2 separate regions of the Homo sapiens genome follow, and region 2 is linked to region 1. Evidence: chromatin contacts called from ENCODE Hi-C or POLR2A ChIA-PET data. All regions are on one chromosome and are shown on one strand. Each heading gives the region's core, a stretch centred on a gene start or an enhancer-like site at or near the end of the contact. The rest is flanking DNA. Distances are from core to core; before and after follow the strand shown.

Region 1 (4,655 bases), core at 1,906-4,405:
GATATTAGGAAAGAAAAAGAGATAAAGACATCCAGATTGTAAAGAGGAAAGTAAAACTATCTCATCATTCACAGATAATATAATCGTGTATATTGAGAAGCGTAGCGAATCCACACACAAAAAAACTATTAGAATGAATATACCAGTTCAGCAAGTTTACAGGATACAAGATCAACATACAAAAACCAATTCATTTCTATACATTATAAATGAATGATCCAAAATAAAATTAAGAAGACAATTCTATTTACAACACCATCAAAAAGGATAAAGTAACCAGAAATAAACCTAACAAAACTAGTGTAAGACTTGTACTTTGAAAACTATAAAACATCGCTGAAAGAAACTAAAAAGCAAATGGAAAGATATCTTATGCTCATGGATCAGAGACTTTATATTGTTAAAAGGGAAATATTCCCAAAATTGATCTACAGATTTAATGTAATCCCTATCAAAATTCCAGTTAGACTTCTTGCAGAAACTGGCAGGCTCATCCTAAAATTCATATGGAAATAGAAGAAACCTAGAGTGGTCAAAGTCTTTAAAAAGAATAAAGTTGGAAAAGTTACACTTTCCAACTCCAACTTATTACAAAATTATAGTAATCAAGAGTACGTGGTACTGGCGTAAGAATAGAAATATAGATGAATGAAATATATTTGAGAGCGCAGAAGTGAACACTTATATTTAAGGCCAACTGATTTTTGACAAGATTGCCAAAACAATTCAACAGGGAAAGAACAGTTTCAAGCAAAATAATGCTATTGAATCCCTACCTCACACTATACACAAAAATTAACTAAAAATGTATGAAAAATTTAAATATAAGAGCTAAAACTAAAAACTCTTAGAAAAAACGTAGGAATAAATCTTTGCAACCTTGGGTTAGGTAATGGTTTCTTAGATATGATACCTAAAGTATAAGTAACAAAAGAAAAAGTAGATTGGAAGTCAATAAAAATTATAAACTTTTATGCTTCAAAGGACATCTTTAAGAAAGTAAAAAAGACAACTCACAGAATGGGAGAAAATATGTTCAAATTACATATCTGATAAGAGACTTATATTCAGAATATATAAGGAACTCTTTTGAAAAAGATAAATAACCCAAGTAAAAATGGGTAAAAGATTTGCATAGCTATTTCTTCAAAGAAGATATATAAATGGCCAGTGTGTGTGGAAAGATGTTTGGCATCATCACTCATGAGGTAAATGCAAACTGAGACATCATTTCACATCTACTAGGTTAGCTGTAATAAAACACACAGGCAAGTGTTGGTGAGGATGTGGAGAAATTCAAATGCTTATACATTGCTAGTAGGAATCTAAAATGGTGCCACCATCTTGGAAAATATTTTGGTAGTTCCTCAAAAAGTTAAACATACAGTTACTATTTGACCCAGCATTTCGACTCCTGGGTATATACCCAAGACAACTGAAAACATGTCCACCAAAACTTTATATGCAAATGTTCATAAGCAGCAGCATTTATAATAGCCAAAAAGTAGAAACAAACCAGATGTCCATCACCTGATGAATGGATAAATTAAATGTGGTACACCCATACAATTGACTATTATTCAGGCATAAGAGGAGTGAAGTACTGATGTATGTATGCTAAAACATGGAAAAACCTTGAAAACATGGAAAAACCTTGAAAACATTATGCTAAGTGAGAGAAGTCAGTCAAAAATGACCACATATTATATGATTCCACTTATATGAAATTTCCAGAAATATATAAAGGCATAGAGACAGAAAGTAGATTAGCTGTTGTAAGGGGCTGGGGGAAGGGGAGAATGGACAGTGACTGCTAATGGGTTTCTGTTTGGGATGATGAAAATGCTCTGAAATTAGACATTAGTGATGCTTGCAAAATTCTGTGAATATACTAAAACTAACTGAATTGCACACTTTAGTAGGGTGAATTTTATGGAATATAAATTATATCTCAATAAAGAAAATCAACAATCCATTCTTAGAAACAACCATCAATTCAGTTTCCAGTCTTATCTTCTCATTCCTCTGTGCCCTTAACTAAGGATGTAGGGGCTTGGCATTTACTGAATGTTTCCTGTGATGGTGGGGTCTCCTTCCCAAAGCTGCCCCAGCCCTATTTTCTCTTGGCTAATGTGAGACGTCAGACCATGGTTTATTTACAAGACAACAGAAGTATGCTTTGTAATAAGTCCTAATTTTTCAGTTGCTTACCTAGACCTTTCAGAGATGAAGCACCACGGAGAAGGTTAGAAGCAGTGAATTGCACCAGCTGAGGCCCTATCATCCTTGCCTGACAACTGTGACAGTCTCCTATTATTGCTGTCTCCAGTTTTACCTCCCTCACCACACAAACCACTAGAGAGATGTTTTTCAAACGCCAAAGCATTTCATGACACTTCTCTGCTTTAAAAAATTCTGTCCTAAAGATCGTCTTCAAGCAAAGAAAGTGAGCCTTTCATGATCTGGCCCCGATATACCTGTTTCTCGTCGCATTTCCTCTTATATCCTAAGTCAGAGCCACCAAACTACTTGCGGTTTCTCCAGCACTCTTGGCCAATTTTACGCTTCCTTTGTGCTTTGTGTCTTTGCTCATGCTGATCCTCTTCCAGGAATAGTTTCCCACTCCTCTCATCTTTAAATATTCTGCTTCTAGGGAATATTTCTTACTCCACTCCCCAGAATTGACCTTTCTTGGGCCCTCAGATAGACCCTGTGAATATTTCTCTGTAAGCACTTACAACCCTTGACTTGTGTTCCATTCTGAATTCCCTACTGGTTTGCTCATTGAGGGAATGGACTGTGTCTCATTTGTGTACCCAAGACCAAGCAAAGAATCTGGGCTGAGAGCAGAATGGAATAAATAAGAAAACTAGAACATGAACCTATTCTTACCTATTCCAGTGTGGGCCCTGTAAGAAGCTTTATGGGCAGCCATGTTCTGCCCATTTCTCCAAATTAGAAGAAACAAAAATAATCACAGACATGAGAGAAATGGAGAATTCCAAAAGTACCTTTTTTTCTTTTATAACCTCAGAACTGACAAGGGAGAGAAGGTCTATCATCATCAGCAGCTCTTTAATGCTTATCAGAGGAGGTGAAGAACGGCTGATCGTGTGACTTTCTGCCAGCTAGAGAATGAAGTTCAAACTCCTCAGCAAGTTGGTCAAGGCTCTCTGTCTTATCTACCACTATTTCTCATCAACCCTTCCTATGAATCACTCATTTCCTGTTAATATGTTCCATATTTTTATTTTTACATTTTTGCCTTAGCAAGGGTGTCTGTCCTTGGCCTAGCTCAAATGGCACTTACCAAATGAAGCCTTCCCTACTCTCTACTCCTCCACCTCAAACTGGAAGCCACAGCTTCTTCCTCTGTGTTCTCTTAGCACTTTTTGCTTTACTAAAGCATTTTTAGCCTTTTATAAAGTGTGTGTTTTTACATCCCCTCAGAACCTGATGTGATGTAAGGCGCACAGCAGGTATGCAGTAAGTGGCTGCTGGACTGAGAGACAGAGTCAACAGAGTTGGTCATCAATTCAAAATGGAAATGGACAGCCAAGGTAGCAAGGAAATAAAGATAAGTAATGTGGCTTCTCTTCCCAAATAGCAGGATACGATCTCCTGGGAGCTAAGGAGATTTCCACATGAGAATCAGAAACTTATGCGTTCCAAATGAAACCACAAACATTCCACAGCCCATGCAAGTAGGTCAAGCCATTCTCCTAAGTCTAAAACTGGTTTGCGCTTTTAGTTTTTTTCCTCCAAGAAAGACAAGTTCTCCTAACTGAATTCCAATCATTTGGGTCAATGTTTTAAAAGCTTGGTATCTTAGCTGTTTTTATTTTAAACTTTTAATCCTGTACATTCCTGTCAAGCCCCTGGGACCAGACACCAAGCTCAGCTTTCAGCAGGCCTAATATAACATCACATACTCTACATTTTTGTGGCATACCAGTGTTCTAAACAGAAAAAAATAGATTGTGTTCTAAATCTTGCCTTGCTATATGCTAAAAACATTCTTTTGGACAAATATGTTTGACTAAACCACACTCAAAACTTACTTTTCTCTTTTTCTGAGCTTCCATAATCTACCTCTTTACTTTCTCCCCACTTAAAAATGTCTTCAGGCCAGGTGCGGTGGCTCATGCCTGTAATCCCAGCACTTCGGGAGGCCGAGGTGGGTGGATCGCCTGAGCTCAGAAGTTCGAGACCACCCTGGGCAACATGGTGAAACCCCATCTCCACTAAAATACAAAAAATTAGCTGGGGGTGGTGGCATGTGCCTGTAGTCCCAGATATTCGGGAGGTTGAGGCATGAGAATCGCTTGAACCTGGGAAGTGGAGGTTGCAGTGAGCCACCATCATGCCACTGCACTGCAGCTTGGGCTACAGAGTGAGATTCCATCTCAAAAAAAAAAAAATGTCTTCAGACTGACGGGCCCTATATCATGTTCTGGAAAGCAAACAAATGTTTGCTTATGACCTGGTAGGTAATCATTACAGTCTTAGGGTGCTAGGGATAAAGAACACTAACAATGACCCACTTGTGCAGGAGTAGCATGATTTCCTGGTTGATCTCTCTGCCTCCTGTCATCTCATAGGTAGCTCACAGAATCTTTTAAAAAATCCTGATTGTGCCTCTACTCAAAATTCTT
Region 2 (4,288 bases), core at 506-3,005, 280 kb after region 1:
TTTCCCACATAATGTAGTCATGTTAGAGAATCCAAAATAAAGACATGATAAAATATTTCCCTTTCCCCCCCGACAGCAATGAAAAGGGGATGTTTGTTTTTTCACATAGTTTGTGAGTTGGTCATATCCAAAATTCACTAGCAATGCTATGACTTCTACTTCCATTGTTCATCTCTGGGCTGAGGCTATAACCCTCAACTTTGAAGCCAAGAAAATGTACCATATCTGCCATTACAGTTTACTAAATAAGTCACCAAAGAGAAGTCCCAGGCAAGTCAGAAAGTAATTAGGGTCGTCAGTGAATTGAGCTATCTAGAAATGCTCTGAGATTACGAGAGAAGCCATCATGAAGTGAGTATCCAAGATTGCTCATGGAAAGTTTTACCCCGGTGGATAATTCACGTTTTTCACTTCCACACTGCAGAGAGCAATATGGGTTCTCTGACTATACACATCACTACATCACTTCATTTATCGGGGGAAAAAAAAAGACGCTGTGGCTGAACAAAAATCAGTAAGTAGGCCCCAAAACAGAATCCTCAAGGCAATCCCAATTCAGGTGAAAAGCTGTTCACGTACATCATCCAATGACCTAAAAATAGTCTTTTATGTAAGTCTCTAAGTATTTAATTCAACGTATGATCTTACCACATTCAACAGAGGCAGAAAAAAAATCAATTAGGTTTTCTATAGCAAGGCCAATAAAGATGAAATCATAGTTTTCCTCTAACTCATCACTACCCCCTCAACGTCAGCCTTCCAATAACTCCATTCCACAGCTCTCAAATTCCTGAACTTGGATCTTTAAAAAACAACGAATCGCAAAAAGTAACATTTAACAGGCCAGAGGCAGGCGGGGGAGGAGGGTCTCTCCCGGTGCTCTCAGCAATCTTTAACGTAGCCAAAGGAGGAAAAAACGAAATCAAGCTCCCAGACGGATGGTGCATGCGACGAGAGGGGAGGGGGCAGACGCGGTTCAGACGGCAAGTCCCCATCGAAGGAGGAAAGAAAAGTTGCAAGAACGGATGGGTCAAAGGGCAGAAAAGAAAAAAACTGAGCAGCCGAACCACTCACAACCCCCAAACGACCCCGCCAGCCCACACGTTCGCGGGCTCCCCAGCCGCGGCGCGAAGGGAGCAGGCAGGGAGCCACCCGGCTCCGTCCCGACGCTGCCGGCGAGGCTGCGCCGATGCTCCCGGGTGCGGGAGCGGGCTGACCGTGTGGACCCGGCAGGAGCCAGAGAAGCCCCTCCTGCCCCGGCCTCCCCGCGTCCAGCTCCTCCAGGCTTCACTTTCCCCCGCAACCTCCCAGCCGCGCCCGGGGGCGTCCCTCGCGGCAGGTCCCAACTTTCCTTCCTCTGGGGGGCGTCGCGCTCCCGGGGCCGCCGCCGAGGGAGGGGGCAGGGGCGGCAGGGGGCGCGCGGCACCGGCGGGGCGCGGGGGTGGCCGGGGAGCTAGAGCCCGCGCCGGGCGGGACGCACCGGCCGCCAGAGCCCCGGCGGCGGCGCCACCCAGAACCCGCGCCGCCACCCAGAACCCGCGCCGCCCCGCCCGGATTCCCCCGGGTCAGCGCCCTCAACCCGCGGCAACCCTGGTCCCACAGACGGCGCGTGAGTAGAAGACAACCGAGCGGACGCGGACAGCCGGGCCGCTGTTACCTGAGGGGCGCACACGCCGCCGCGGCGACCACCATCACCGTCCGTCCCGTCCCCTTCCTGGTGACCACGGCCGCCGCCGCCGAGCAACTGACACTGACTAACAACAACTAACTAACTACTCGCCGCGGCCGAGTCCACCGCGCGCTCCCGGCCGCTCGCCGCCCGCCCAGCCCACCAGCCTGCCCGCCTCCTCTCGGCCCCGCGCGCCGCCCCTCCGCGCGCGCCCTCGCCCGCTCGCCGCGCTCCTGGAGCCGTGAGCACGCGCGCGCTCACGGGCCCCGGTCGTCTCCCAGGTCTCCCTCAGCCCCAGCGGGAGGAGTCACCGCCAGGCCCCTCCTCTCTGCCTTCCAACCTCCAGAGGACGAGACCTAAAGGGTGCCTGATTGGCTGCGGAGGGCGGGGCTAAGACAAGGGGCGGGGCTGCCGAGACCTTGGGCCCGCGTGAGGGAAAATTTGGGTTCGATTAAGCCGCAGAGGAAAAGACCAGGGGAGTCTGGGCCCATTTGGGCGTCGGGGCCCGCTAGGTCAGCCGTCATCGAATACAGAATATGTTTTCGAGGACGCTAATATGTAGTCATGACCAATTTCAGTTCTTCTACTTTCTGCGGGCCTTCGCAATAAAAAAAAAAAAACTACATCTCCCAGAAACCTCCACGAAAATAAGGCTCACCTTGCGTAACCACGTAGTCCTTCGCCGCATTGGGGCAAAATAATCCCTTCATTTTTGTGAAGGTACCGTGGAAAATATTTCATTTTTCTTCTCACCGGAGCAATTGTAAATGCTATGCGGTAAGAGGAGTTACCTGTGGAAAGGTGGTTAAGAGATTAGGTAAAGAAAAGGAAAGGACACCAAAATAAAGTGCTGCGGAAGAATTTTTGTCCAGCTGTGAGACGACGAGTGCGTGAAGTGAAGGCGATTGAGAGGGGCTGAGGGAATTGTCCTCTGTGGAAGGGACTTTCTTTTGGCCCTAGGCCCCTTCCTGCCCCTGTCGTCAGCAGGTCAGTAAGCAAGGCGAGCTTGGGGGTGGCCCCAGTCGAGATGCCCTTCACCCCTTGAAGATCACCCCTCTTTTGGTGGTGGTGGTACTGGTTTGTCTCAGTTGGAGGCCGGCTGAATGGGGGCGCCTCAACTTCCGGTTGGGGGAGGGGAGGAAGGCCGTCCTGGGGAGGGGGGACACCCTCACTTCCTGTGGGGGGGTGGTGATGGTTTGGGGGTGTCCGACCCACTTCCAGTGCTGATGAGGGCTTGAAAAGGTGGTGCTTGGTGCCATTCGCGGAGACATTATCTTGCAGCTTGGGGATTGTGTTTTATGTGAAAAGTTAGATTATTCCAAGTTGTGCTGAACACCAACCTGCAGTCAGAATTTATGAGTTTGCTTCCACGTGGAATATGGAGCATTTCCTCCCCAGCAAAATTGTCTGTGTTTTCTTCAAAGAATTCGAAAGCCCTTGTTAAAAATCTCTATGCACCTTTGCAAGACGACATAGCTTGTGTGACTGATGAATTGCCAACACCTGCACCCCTACTCAAGTCCAGCCTTGGCTGGGTGAAGTGTGGTGCCCTCTGCCTTGACATGCAACAGGAAATCTAGCTTCTCTTTTAAGGAGATAACTTTTTATTTAGGGGACTGAATATTTTACATAAAATCTGGGGCATTTTCATCTTAGCAGAATGAAAGTATCACACTGAAGTACTCAAATTTGAGGTTACCTTAACTGATAAAATTGACATCTTAAATTATTAGGACTGTTGATTTTGGGCTACAGGTTTTGCCCTGTGCCTGAGAACAGCTTCTTCAGCCTTAAAAATTCTTATGTGTAGCTTACACGTAACATTTTTGAAAGTTGTATTTTATTACATTTTCCTCCTTTGTAATTTAATTCATCACTGATTTTTAAATGGTATCTGTTCTTTGTGGTTTTAAAGTATAAAGCAAGGGTCATGAGACTCAGCTCAGATTCTAAACAGGAAAAAGTTGGCTCACAAAGGACAAAAGGTCAATAAGAACTTTCTGGTTTTCAGTAGCTCATTTTTAATAAACTATATGTGAGGCGGTAATAAACACTCAATAATTTTGATTCCTTGGTTCTGTTGTCAGATAACACAATACTTAGAAGGGTGTGTGTCTGTGTATTGAAGGAATCAATCTATTTGAAGCTTACTTTGTGAAATCTGAATGTTAGTAATTTTAGTATATATATCAGTGAACCTAGAACTGTATTGTCTTGCAAGAATTTTTGAAGTAATAAGGCCTGTGTACTTTTTCTTTTGGGATTGTACTTAATCTAGCCTCAGACTCTGCGATTATTTTAATTCTATAATAGTTTTTTTAAAAAGCTGTTTGGTCACGCCTGTAATCACAGCACTTTGGGAGGCCTAGGCGGGCAGATCACGAGGTCAGGAGTTCGAGACCAGCCTGGCCAGCATGGTGAAACCCCGTCTCTACTAAAAATACAAAAATTAGCTGGGCGTGGTGGCGTGCGCCTGTAGTCCCAGCTACTCAGGAGGCTGAGGCAGGAGAATTGCTTGAACCCGGGAGGCGGAGGTTGCAGTGAGCCAAGATCGCTCCACTGCACTCCAGCCTGGGCGACAGTGAGACTCCGTCTCAAAAATAGATAAATAAATAAATA

The links. Hi-C counts contacts between places; a loop is a spot of excess contacts on that map. ChIA-PET counts read pairs that join two places held with the same protein, here RNA polymerase II (POLR2A). Pooled maps may share reads with other maps.
Region 2: a pooled map shows a loop between it and region 1 (6-fold over the local background). The contact joins the promoter of PEAK1 here to the enhancer-like site in region 1. A Hi-C loop is called at or near these places in 2 of 50 pooled maps. POLR2A ChIA-PET finds 5 or more read pairs at or near these places in 2 of 52 experiments (AG04450 and BJ).

The regions. Positions count from the first base shown.
Region 1 is chr15:77,141,041-77,145,695 of GRCh38, forward strand. The region is part of intron 8 of PEAK1 (pseudopodium enriched atypical kinase 1); the gene reads right to left. Among named protein-coding and RNA genes, the nearest start is that of TSPAN3, 72 kb to the left of the region's middle. Within about 2 kb of position 3,156, at least 4 of the 41 ENCODE cell types and tissues checked have a DNase peak (open chromatin) inside an H3K27ac peak, as active enhancers do.
Region 2 is chr15:77,418,349-77,422,636 of GRCh38, forward strand. It overlaps PEAK1 (pseudopodium enriched atypical kinase 1), which reads right to left and starts at 1,756. Exons shown (of 10, transcript NM_001385026.1): 1 at 1,658-1,756. It overlaps HMG20A (high mobility group 20A), which reads left to right and starts at 2,540. Exons shown (of 10, transcript NM_001304504.2): 1 at 2,540-2,656. RefSeq lists silencers at 1,142-1,351, 1,362-1,531, 1,782-2,101 and enhancers at 2,552-2,601, 2,992-3,041.